Linked DNA regions of Homo sapiens: all the other regions are linked to region 2. Evidence: chromatin contacts called from ENCODE Hi-C data. All regions are on one chromosome and are shown on one strand. Each heading gives the region's core, a stretch centred on a gene start or an enhancer-like site at or near the end of the contact. The rest is flanking DNA. Distances are from core to core; before and after follow the strand shown.

Region 1 (4,001 bases), core at 138-2,637, 270 kb before region 2:
ACTAAAAAACAAAGAAAATAACAAGTGTTGACAAGGATGTGGAGACATAGGAACTCTTGTGCACTGCCATTGGAAATGTAAAATGGTGCTGCCATTGTGGAATGCAAAATGGCGATTCATCAAAAAATTTAACATGGAATTCTCATACTATTCAGCGATTCCACTTGTATGTCTATACACAAAAAAATTAAAAGTAAAGACTGAACAGATATTTGTACACCAATGTTTATAAGAGTATCATTCACAATAGCCAAAAATGGAAATGACCCAAAGAACAATCAATGGATAAATGAATCAGCAAAATGTGGTATATACATACATACAATGCAATATTTTTGGCTTTCAAAAAATTAAAATTCTGATACCTACTACAACATGGATGAACCTTGAGGACATTATGCTAAGTGAAATAAGCCAGACACAAAGGACAAATGTGATTCCTCTTATCTGAGGTACCTGGAATAGTCAAATTCATAGAAACAGAAAGTAGAATAGTGGCTTCCAGGAGGTGTGGGGAAGGGATAACAAGGAGCTATTTTTTACTGAATACAAAGTTTCTATTTGGGATGATAACAAAGGTTTTGGAGATGAATACTGGTGATATTTGCACAACGACATGAATGTATGTAACGCTGTTGAATTGTACACATAAAAATGGTTAAAATGGTAAATTTTATGTACCTTTTCCTACAATTAAAAACATTAAAAAAAAATCGAATTTTTCAAAACTTTCATTTCTTTAGTGTTCTGGAAGAATTTACTCTGTCCTAAATGATACAAGGGAATGGGAACTAACTGAAGCACGTGATCTCTTGGCAAAATCAGAGATGTCAACGGGCAATTTGAAGCCTCTGGGTGAAAAGAAATAGAGAGCATCTGTAGATGTGAGGGTGATCTGCTGCAAAACCTGTCCCTCTAGTGATTGCAGAAATTCCTTCCTTCCTTGTCTGTTTGCATCTCCCCAGATGTATGGCAGTGGAGTGTGAGTTTCTCAGCTTGAACTGGACTCTTCATACTTCTGTTAATGGAAACATAAATACAGTGCACCCAATAACAAAATAGAACTATTCCTAGAAAAAAAAAATGTTTAAAATACATACATTCATAGAGTAATTATAAAGCAATCCAAACGCTGAATAACAGACAAAAGCAACTCAAGATCAGAACAAAGCTTTTGGGACCTCTAACAGGGAAATATGTGTATGATTGTTAAGCTCCAAAGTAAATAAAGCATGAAAACCCAAAACTGCTTATCTGTGTGGTTTTCATAGTGTCAATATATATGCAGAGTTGGTCTGACTGCACTGAAAGCCATTAAAGGTCATGGAAGTAAAAACAAAAGTCAGACTGTCTGTGTGAAACTTTGGCAAGCAAATGCCAACTTTCTTCAACATTTTCTCAGTTCTGAAGAAGTGAGCGAGAGGTGGCAGTAATGGTCTTTCTCTCTCTCTCTCTGTCTCCCCCTCCCTCCCTCTCTCTCTCAATTGTAAATTAAACCATTATTTTCTTTGTGCCCCCACAAATAGAATTCAATATTACAGTGAAATTTGCCAATGAAAGAGATGACCTGTTCCTTTTAATATCTGTTTATTTTCATGCATATTGCACCAAAGTTAAAATGAGAACTTTGTCCTTTTAAATTGACCTGCTTTGGGGAAAAAATAGGCACTCTCTTAGAAATGGCCTCCTCCTCGTCAAATTAAAATTGCTTCAGATCAGCGAAGACCACAAGAATACTCACTGTAGCCACATAGAATCAGGATGCCAGAAATAGCAAATCACACATTTTTCTTTAGTTGTGCAAGACAGCTTTTTAGTACAGATCAGGAAGCTGCTGAAATGTTAGGTTGATATGGGTGACAAATTATATTGGTTGAAAAAGTAGCTACACTCAGTGGGATGAATTTGCCTAGGTATTTACATTTACTCAGCAACTGGGTACTGAGGATAGCGTTTTGTTTTGTTTTGCAGAGGGGTGGAAAAGTATGGAAATGAAGCAGTATGTTAATTCTACAAGCATTTAAGGAATGATTACTGTATGTGGGACACTATGCTAGGTACAGTTGTGAGTTACTTAAAGCTCACAAGTGTTGAGTAATTTCCCCCAAGGTCTCATTGCTAATAAATAACAGAACATAGGCGTTTGTAATTCTAAAGTCCATGTTTTTAACCTCTATTCTATGTTAGTGCTCAATTACATTTGTTAAAAGGGCAAGGTTCTGCATTATATGTTCCTCTATCTGGACTCCCCCCATAACACCTGGATCAGTCTTCCCCAATACAGTTTCCCTTTCCTCAGTCCTCTTCTACGAACCAAGACATTCAACAGGTCTTACTCATTGACCCTAAGTTCCATATACCTGTGTTGCTGCTACTACAACTACTATTGCTACAGTTAATAGCACTAGTTCTATTACAATGTTACTGTTACTAACAATGAGAATTGATAAAATTCATTGAGTACTTACTGTATGGATGGAACTCTGAAAAGAATTTTGCACTTGATCTTAGCCAAAAGCCCAAGAAGTGATTGCTAAGGATTTTGTAAGCCTTATTTCATGTAACACTTTCAGTAGTAGTTGGAGATGCATGCGCTGGAAATAGACTTTTCTGGGGTTAGGTGCTAGCCTCTTTATTCATTAGCTGTGTGGCCATGGGCAAGTTGTTTAACTTTCTGGACTTTTGATTTCCTCACTTGTAAAAATGAAAATAATAAAAATATCTAAGAGAAGTTTGGAGAAAAATACATAATGTAATTTAAAGAAATGGCTAGCATACCTGATAAATATTAGCTATAAGTTGTCATCACTATTAATAAAAATACTATTAATAGTTTCATCCATTGGTAAAATCCCTGCCGTGTTCGTACTGTCCAGCTATGAAGAATTTTACCTTGGCTTATTTTTTATAACTATTTTTTTTTTAATTTCAGTTCCCTGTGTGAAACCCTATTTTGATCCCCAGTCCAATTTTCCGGATTGTTAGCCGTCTGTTTTATTCCAGGGGACTGGATCTTGTCCCTAACCGCTGCTCAGCCTCTGGCTGGGTTGCTGCACATCACCCACTTCTGCCTAACATCTCACCTAAGGTAGGGCATGCATCATTATAGCTACAGAGGAATCAAAGGTGAAAAGAAATAGTCCTGTCCTAAAACAACTTATAATCTTTAAAAAATAGAAAATATCATATCAGACATAACTTATACATCTCCTTGGATCCCAGTGGCCTTGCCCTGCCTGCCTCTCAGGCCATTAGCTTCTCCTTGGAGGCCTCTGCGGTACACTTTCTCTATTACTCATGTAGTTCTGCTGAATGGAGCCAACTAATTACTTCTCCAAGAATATCAGCCCTCCACGGTGGTTGCCACTGTGCAACCAGGTAGCCAGCCATATGCCCAGAGTCTCTGGCTGCTTCTGCCATTTATGGGTTCAGATGAAACATTTCACCACAGGGCATGGTTTTTGGCTTCCTGATCAGCCAGATATTACATCTGGAAGTACAGGAAAATTAACTCCCTGTGGGATCAATTTGAGCCAAAGAAGGGAAACAAATAATAGTTCTCTCTCCTCTCTTCCTTCCAACCACAGTTTTCCAGAGTGGCTGAGCAATATGCATAGCAAGCGATTCAGTCTCTCTGTGGCTTATTTTGAAGCAGTAGCTAGCATGATAACCTTCTATTCCTTCTCATCCTTCCCAAACTCACTTCCTTTTCCCTCACTCTCACTGCCCTGGGATTGCACCTTCCATACAAAGTTTAATCATTTAATCCATGCCTCAGGGTCTGTTTCCTAGGGAACTCAGGCTAAGAAAAACAAGAGTAGAACTATTAGGCACATTCTGATAACCTCCCTAATAGGGTTTCTAGAAGCACTTTGGGAACCTGGAGGAGGAAGAGAAGATTAATTTAGCTGGAGTTTAATACAAAGAATGGTTAATATTTACCACTTGCTAAATGCCAGTCGCTATCTAATGAGCTTCGCATGTATTATGATTTTCCTCAT
Region 2 (4,386 bases), core at 1,886-4,385:
AAATATTCACTGTCTGGTCTTCTACAGAATGTTTTCTGGACATTGCTAGAAGTCTAAAATGGGTTAGCAGAGCTGTGTCCCCTTAGGAGACCTCAGGGGAGAATGTTTCCTTGCTTTTTCCAGCTTCTAGAGGCTGGCTGCATTCTTCAGGTCATGGCCTCTCCTTCACCTCATTCTGACCTTGCTTTTCATGGTCACATTTCCTTCTCTGACTTTGACCCTCCTGCCTCTCTAAGAACCCTTGTGATTACATTGGGCGCACTTGGATAATACAGGATCATCTTCCCAGCTCGAGATCCTTAACTTTATCGTATCTGCAAAGTCACCTTTGCCATATCAGATGATATATTCAAAAGTTTAGGGGATTAGGATGTTGACATCTTGGGGGCCCATGATTCTGTCTACTACTGATGGTAAATGCTTACTGTCACCTCTGTCCAGATATCTTTACCACAACAATTTTATTGATTGCCAAGCACAGAGTACTAAGATGATTTTTAGTACTTTGTAATTTCTGTTAAAAAACAGTGGTTTTAAATTTTTTATAGGTATTTTATTTACATTTTGAATGGAAAGCATGAAATACATTTAGCACTTCAAAAAGTAGGATATTTGGGAGATGATTGGCTCTTGATTGCATTGGAAGCCAAATGAATTATTTACTGCATAAGTACAGCACATATTTTCATAAAGCAGTTTCTAAATGAACAAAGTGATTTTCTATGCCATTTTCTAAACAAAAGAGATTGATTTCACATTTTCTGAATACATGACCACTCCCACCACATGCTAGCTATATGGCATTCTCTGAAAGTTATAATATATAAGTGCAATCTGATTCATTCAACATGAAATGCACGGTTTTATAGATAATCATTTTGTCATAGGAGATGTTTCTAATTAATCGTATCACTCATACCAGATGCATCGTTCTCCAGTTTCTAAAATGGAACCTGATTTTTGGCCAGAATAGTATAAGTTTGGTGAGTATAAGTGACAAAAATGTTGTCTTAGCGTGTACAACATACCTTCAACAAATTGTCGTTTGCTTGTTGAAAATCTGGTGGCAACTTCACATCCTGGAAAAGCCTCTGGGGCCCAAATGGTTTTAGTGTTTGTGGGTGAATATGTTATGCCTCACAGAATGTTATGCTTTGTTTGGGTTTGCTTATAGTACTTTAACATAATCTCAAGTTACTCCTTCTTTACTTGCACTACAGAGTGTTCCATATCCCTGCCTCTCTCTCTTGAGCCTCAGTTATGGCATCCTCTGTTTACCTTAACTCCTGTCTTCCTTGCCTCTTGGCCCCAAAGCACTTATTTTGATATAACTCCCATTTAGCATCTGTATGGACATCTTCTGACATTTTTTCTGCCTCCCTAACTAACCTAAATGTTCTTTGAAGGCAAAGGCTGCCTTACTTCACACTAATCATAACATCCTATGCATAGTAAACACTTAGAAAACTGATGCTGATGATATCATCACGTTACTCAAGTTTTCTATTCTGGTCCTTCTCATTGTTTCATTTCATCCCCCTTTATCTCTGGATCAAATTGAAGCTGCTGATTAAATTATTTAAACAAAGCTTTGGCCATGTTGTTTTTTGTTTGTCTTCCCTCCTTTTTTCTTTCCCGTTGGCTGTCCGATATGCATGCTCTTCTTTACTATTGGGCACCAAACCGTATTGCTCCTTAATGTATCTCTGGCCACTTTCTCCAGGTAATCTTGATGAAGTTCCTTTAGCCATTTTCACCTCACCAGGACCATCTAGAGGCCAATTTTATGTTCAGCTTAGTCCTGTAATCATACCTTATTCTTTATTTTGGAAGACAGTGCTCCTGTCTGTGATTGTGGCTGAAAGGCTAATGTTCAACATCCAATTCTTGACATTTTCCTGGGTCATCATGCTCCTTCCTTGGGGTTCCAAATGCTGCTCGCTTGTAGCTCTATTTGGAAATCTTTTGATTCTGCATTGAATTGTAATGCAGAATAAAACATAAAAGTTGGTTATTTCTCTACCCTTATTAGATTTTCAAAATTTTGCAAAAAGAAGGGATGGGCACATCTGTGGCATATCAGCACAGTACTGGGGACTAGCAGTAGGTACTTAATAGATATTTGGAATTAAAACAAAACAATCTTTTCCACCATGGAGCCAAGTTTGTCCTGTGATTAAGGACTATTTCTACAATTCAAAGAGCTGTTCTTAAATAGTAAAGCTGTCATCTTGATTCACTGCCAACCCAAGGCCTTGCTCAAAATGAATGATTTTGCTCCGTATTTCTTAAAGTATATTCTCCTACATTGTTAGAATGATAATCACTAAATACTAAATGCTTCAATAAAGTGTATAATGTGCTTCACATATTGAGAATATATTTATAGGAATCTTTATAATTTAGTTGTATAAGTTGGGCAAGTTAACCTCTTTGTGTCTAGGTTTTTTATTGTGTAAAATGGGGATAAGTATTGTGGACAAGCCTCACAAGTCCTTTTTTTTTTTTAAGTAATTTCTGATAGTTCTACCTTTAATTCCACCACTTTCCTCCATTCACCAAAGATTTGTTATAATATTTCTGCTATTTACAGGATTCTCCAGGTTTTTCCTACAGATGGAGACAGTTCCTACAGTAGAAAGTGGTAATTTATGTGTGACGTGACCACTAGCTGGCCTTACCAATGTGTCTTTTTCATGCTTTAACTGTAGTTGGGTCAAAAGTTGGAAAACTGAGGTGATGAAATCTGTCAGAGAAGCATAGAACTATTATTTTGTGGCAATGTTAAGTGATTTTTAAAAACAGATGTTAATTGAGGTCCAAGCAGTAAATTAGTAGTTAAACCTCCCTTAGGTTTTACAAAGAGAGTTCAAGACTGACTTAAGATCCCTGTCCTGGATTAACATGAAGTGAGACTTAAAATTAGATTGCCAAGAAGGTAATGTATCACCAAAGGGTCAGGTGATATATGACCAAAGGGTCAAGGTGAAAAGAGAAGGTGATATATCACCAAAGAGTCAGGGTGCACCTTGTTTGCAGTGATATTTGTTGGGGCAGCTCTTAAAAACGAGCAAAGGTCAAAGTTGTTAATGAAGCTGACCCCACAGGTGTGAAGCTTGTAGGTTTCAGTTCAGTTTTACCCTTCAGAGATCAGTGACAGCCAGCCCTAGAGGCACCATCTGCAGCCCTATGGGAAAGAGGTCTGATTTAGAACATGTGGGAAAGGAAGAAGTACATTTGAATTTGAAAGTTGACTTAATTATATTCTCTGCTTTCAGAGAGCTTCCCCTTTGCACATCTCACCCTTTTTCTTACCCACGCTGCAGAACTATTTTGGCATATGTTTTACCCCAAATGACTGGTTCCTATTTTCAATTCTGTATCTAGTTGAGAGATACAGATGAGGGGTCAGGAAAGTTATTCTATGGTTTGGAGTCTTGCCAGGCTCAGTTGATATCTTTGACAAGAGCAAGGCTACTGCTCATTTCTGATGTCCCTGTCTGGGGAGCTCAAAGTGCTGTGTAGATGTTGTCTCATTCATTTTACCTGAGGCAAGTTGGAGGCATGCATCAGTGTAAAATTTTCTTTAAAGCTTCATTCATATGAGTAAGAAATAGATAAAAGGAAAATACTGCCTATGAGTCAGAAACAGATATATTTAAGAGATGACACTGAAAAAAGCTAAGGTTTTAATAATATTTTTGCCTTATTCTCTTGGGACAGATGAGGAGGATATAATCACAGGGCAGGTTTCACTGAGGAAGTTGTTATAAAGGGCAAGAATATAGTGCAGTGTTTAGTTTAAAGAGGGCAGCTTATAGCTGTATATCCATTCAATATATCCCAGAAGATTGGCGATAAATTTAAGACAATGTCTCCAAGTTGATTGGGCATATATTTCCAGCTTTGCTGCCTCCATTCTTTTGTTATTGGCCAACAAACCTCCTATTTTAATTTTTTATTTTTGGATAGAATTAACTGGAGACACTGTAGAATCTTAAACTTTTATGATGCTGTTTTTTCTGCCACATTATAAAAGTATTAAATTAAGAATCAACAAATGTAAATTACTTTTTGTTCTGCTGCTGTGAACCTTGAGTGGGAGCAATACTAAGCATCTTAGACCTGAGTTCCTTCATGTATAAAATGAGAAGGAGGAACCATATCACCTCTAAGATCCCTTCCAGCTTTGCAGTTTCCAGAAGTAAGAACATGTTCTATTACCTGCCATGAAGAAGAAAACATGGGAGAATATGGGAATCTTCTTTTCTGAAATCTCCTTTGTATGATTTTTCTTTCTCTCTTTTAAAATCATAGCTATAATTTTAAAAATCTCATTTAAAACTCTCTGTGTTTATTGTAGAAAAAAGTTAGAAAATATAAATA
Region 3 (4,158 bases), core at 1,287-3,786, 300 kb before region 2:
ATTTTATCTGGGCTACCTAAATTCTGAATATATCCTCCATTTTCATGTAACTTAGCTTTTAATATGTTGCTGTTTAGTTAATCTTTCTACCTGCTTCAATCACTGCTGTCCTTCTTGTTTGCTTGGTAAACTTCTACTCCAAACTTCCAGTTTCAGTTTTACTGAATTTTCCCTGAAGACCTTCCCATATCAACCACCACCTTCCCAAGTAGACTCAAGCAAAGATTTCCTCTGAGCTCCCATAGCACCTGTACATACTTCCCTAGATCGCTTCCATACTCATTATTTGTTTATATGTCTGTTTTTCCTTTTGGACTGGAAGCTTCTTGAGTGCTGGGACTGTTGCTCGTTTACAGTTGTGTTTTCTCCCCTTAACACATGCATTTAGTGCCTGGTTCACCATAGGCAATGAAACATGATTGTTTAATAAATGAATGAAGCATGCATCATTGAATAGAGCATGTAGACAAAGATGAGACTGTAGAAAACTCCAGAAGTCAAGCTGAGGGAGTGCCTTTGTACCCTGACTGTGTCCTGCCTTTTACCCAAGCTGCACTCAAAATGGAGGAACTTCAGGAAAGTAGCCCTTATCAATCCCAGATTCTAAAACCTCTTCTCCCTTGTTTTCCCCAATTATTATTTCCTCATTGCATACCTAGACTACAAACTCTGCCTTCTGCTCCCATTTCTAGCCTAGAACTTGCCTCGGAAACACCTCACCGTGGATTTGGTCCATTCACCTGTGAGCCTCAGTGTTCCTCCTTACACACAGTTTATTCCGTCTTCTTCTTGCCATTTTATCTCAAGTGACTACATTCTGAGCCAGCCTTTGACCCCCCAGACTATGCTTCAGTGTTGGTTCTTATGTCCCACACTGCTTTGAGGGGTCAGGCCTAAAGGTAGGGAGAGATGTATAAGGCAGTGCCATGATAAATATCAGCCTAATTTCACGAGAGAAATAAAAGAGTCACGGGAGAGAGTCCAGAGTACCACCCTGACAATTTTATCTGAAAACATCTCTTTGTTTTAATGCCGCTTTTCATAGCCTAGTATACACATACCACATGAGTCCACACATGCATGCCTTCTTCCTTTCATTTATTTCTTTTGGCCTTTATTGAGCTCTTTCTGATCACCAATCACTATGCTAGGCTCTAGAATAAAATATTTCAGAATAAAGAAGTTTCCCCTGCTCTTCCAATTGCTTATAATCTGGGAAGGAAAGATAGTTCCATGAGTGATAATTACAGGATAATAAAATAAATATGTCAATTGAACACTGGCCCAATAGTAACAAAGCAAAGGGAAATGCAGTCATAAAGGTAACACCGAGTGCCTGACAAACCAAGAATATTAAATACTTCATCCGAGGCTCTCCGTAACCCGCCCTATCCTATCTTTTCCAACCTTATTTCTTTATACTGTTACATACTCTAAACTCCAACCAAAGGTAAGACTACCATAGAAGATGCCCATTATGAAATTTAGACAGTTTATTTTGGGGATACATTTTCTTATAGTTCCATGAATACCAAAAGGGCTATGGCAACAGCTTGTAATTTCTATAGTCTTGTAATTCAACATGGCAAAGTAAGGTTGATCTATTTTGGGAAGGTATTTTGATAGGGTAACTTTGTGTTAAATATAGTCAGCCTTCTGCTAGCATTATGTATAATGACAAATAATCTAAATGTAGTTTCACAGATAATCTAAAGTCACGTGCAGGTTTACAATGTATTTTCTGCCTTCCTGCTCTGCCATCTCTCCTAGGAAGGATATCCCATAGTTTTGCCCTTTTTAGGCTAATGTTAACAATCACAATTTAATGTTAACAAACATTTTCTAACCACATGCCACTGTTGATATGTTTCTGATGGATAATGAGGAAGGAAACTGTTTAACAACTAAACATTGTCTTGCATTATCCCTAAATGCATAATCAGATATATGTTAAAATGACACATTTTTCTCTTGTGTGTGTGTGTGCAAACAACTTGCATAAAAATAGTCTAACTTCTGTACCAAAGAGGTGTACAATACATGTAACTATAGTGTTCACTTGTAGTATGTTAGAACCCACCTTTGGGTGGAGTTACACTACTGCCAACGGATTTAGTTGTTGTGGTTTATTCTAACACTTTCGGTCACTTTGAACAATCAAGGGTGTTTGATCCAACGTTAGAAGACTGCATTTCATGAGAACCAAGACAACATCTACTACAGCTGTCTGGGCCAGCAGCGTGCGTCACACCACAGACAGCCTGCCCAGCCACTTCTTTCCGGTTCCTGTTTTTGTCTGAAAATGGCAAAGTTGGGAATTAAAAATTAGTTGTAAGAGCCCCCAAATGTAATTCTTTGTAATCAAATGTAACTGTTGGCAAAAGCACATTTGTTTTTGAAATCAAATATAAATGTGCATACAGTATTGATTCCTTTTTAAAATAAATTTAAATATATCTGATGAAGCAGCACAGTTACACCCTTTTCCTTCTGCATTTTTAATCTTTATCAGAACACTAGCTCTCCAGACTTAGATTACAAGTGTGCTCTGTTTCCCTTTGCCTCAAACTCTTTCCTTGGTAACTAACTGCACTGCTGCTTCTGTGGCCTCATTTTAATTTCATGCTTCAGCAAATGCAATCTGGCCCTGCTCTCAACAAACTGCTTAATCAAAGCTTGCCCATCTCCCAACCTCATTGGCCACTTTCAGGTAATCATTTTATCAGTCTTTTTTAAAGTCTTCAACACCAACTATCTATGCACTCTTCTCTTTACTGTTGTTAACTCGCAAATATCTTTCAGTCCTCTTTTCCACTCTAACTCTTAGATTTGTGCTGAATGTCTTTGGACCTTTTCTTTCCTCTCTCACTTATTTTCTTCCACAGCTTTTTTTTTTAAATGCTAAAATGAACTTAAAAACACAAAAGTAATGAATGTCTGTTGTAACAATACAAAGAGTACAGTGAACTATCCAGTAACAAATTAGCTGTCTTTCCTTCTTCCCATATGTATACACACATACATTTATATATTTGTATTTACATATATGTATATCATATATTCATACATATATGTATTTACCAATGACTTTCTTCACAGAATTGGAAAAAAACTACTTTAAAGTTCATATGGAACCAAAAAAGAGCTCACATTGCCAAGACAATCCTAAGCAAAAAGAACAAAGCTGGAGGCTTCATGCTACCTGACTTCAAACTATACTAAAAGGCTAGAGTAACCAAAACAGCATGGTACTGGTACCAAAGCAGAGCTATAGACCAATGGAACAGAACAGAGGCCTCAGAAATAACACCACACATCTACAACTATCTGATCTTTGACAAACCTGACAAAAACAAGAAATGGGGAAAGGATTCCCTATTTAATAAACGGTGCTGGGAAAACTGGTTAGCTATATGTAGAAAGCTGAAATTGCATCCCTTCCTTACACCTTATACAAAAATTAATTTGAGATGGATTAAAGACTTCAATGTCAGACCTAAAACCATAAAAACCCTAGAAGAAAACCTTGGCAATACCATTCAGGACATAGGCATGGGCAAGGACTTCATGACTAAAACACCAAAAGCAATGGCAACAAAAGCCAAAATTGACAAATGGGATCTAATTAAACTAAAGACCTTCTGCACAGCAAAAGAAACTACCATCAGAGTGAACAGCCAACCTACAGAATGGGAGAAAATTTTTGCAACCTACCCATCTGACAAAGGGCTAATATCCAGAATCTACAAAGAACTTAAACAAATTTACAAGAAAAAAAAATCAAATAACCCCATCAAAAAGTGGGCGAAGGATATGAACAGACACTTCTCAAAAGAAGACATTTATGCAGCCACCAGACACATGAACAAATGCTCATCATCACTGGTCATCAGAGAAATGCAAATCACAACCACAATGAGATATCATCTCACACAAGTTAGAATGGCAATCATAAAAAGTCAGGAAACAACAGGTGCTGGAGAGGATGTAGAGAAATAGGAACACTTTTGCACTGTTGGTGGGAGTGTAAACTAGTTCAACCATTGTGGAAGACAGTGTAGCGATTCCTCAAGGATCTAGAACTAGAAATACCATTTGACCTAGGGATACCATTACTGGGTATATACCCAAAGAATTATAAATCATGCTACTATAAAG

Evidence for each region. A loop is a pair of places that touch in the nucleus more often than their neighbours do. Pooled maps may share reads with other maps.
Region 1: a map with no recorded cell type shows a loop between it and region 2 (6-fold over the local background). The contact joins two enhancer-like sites. A Hi-C loop is called at or near these places in 6 of 37 single-sample maps with no recorded cell type and 4 of 50 pooled maps.
Region 3: a map with no recorded cell type shows a loop between it and region 2 (6-fold over the local background). The contact joins two enhancer-like sites. A Hi-C loop is called at or near these places in 6 of 37 single-sample maps with no recorded cell type and 3 of 50 pooled maps.

Annotation. Positions count from the first base shown.
Region 1 is chr1:101,135,589-101,139,589 of GRCh38, forward strand. No RefSeq gene overlaps it. Among named protein-coding and RNA genes, the nearest start is that of S1PR1-DT, 99 kb to the right of the region's middle. Within about 2 kb of position 1,388, at least 3 of the 41 ENCODE cell types and tissues checked have a DNase peak (open chromatin) inside an H3K27ac peak, as active enhancers do.
Region 2 is chr1:101,404,681-101,409,066 of GRCh38, forward strand. No RefSeq gene overlaps it. Among named protein-coding and RNA genes, the nearest start is that of LINC01307, 83 kb to the left of the region's middle. Within about 2 kb of position 3,136, at least 3 of the 41 ENCODE cell types and tissues checked have a DNase peak (open chromatin) inside an H3K27ac peak, as active enhancers do.
Region 3 is chr1:101,110,020-101,114,177 of GRCh38, forward strand. No RefSeq gene overlaps it. Among named protein-coding and RNA genes, the nearest start is that of DPH5-DT, 86 kb to the left of the region's middle. Within about 2 kb of position 2,537, at least 14 of the 41 ENCODE cell types and tissues checked have a DNase peak (open chromatin) inside an H3K27ac peak, as active enhancers do.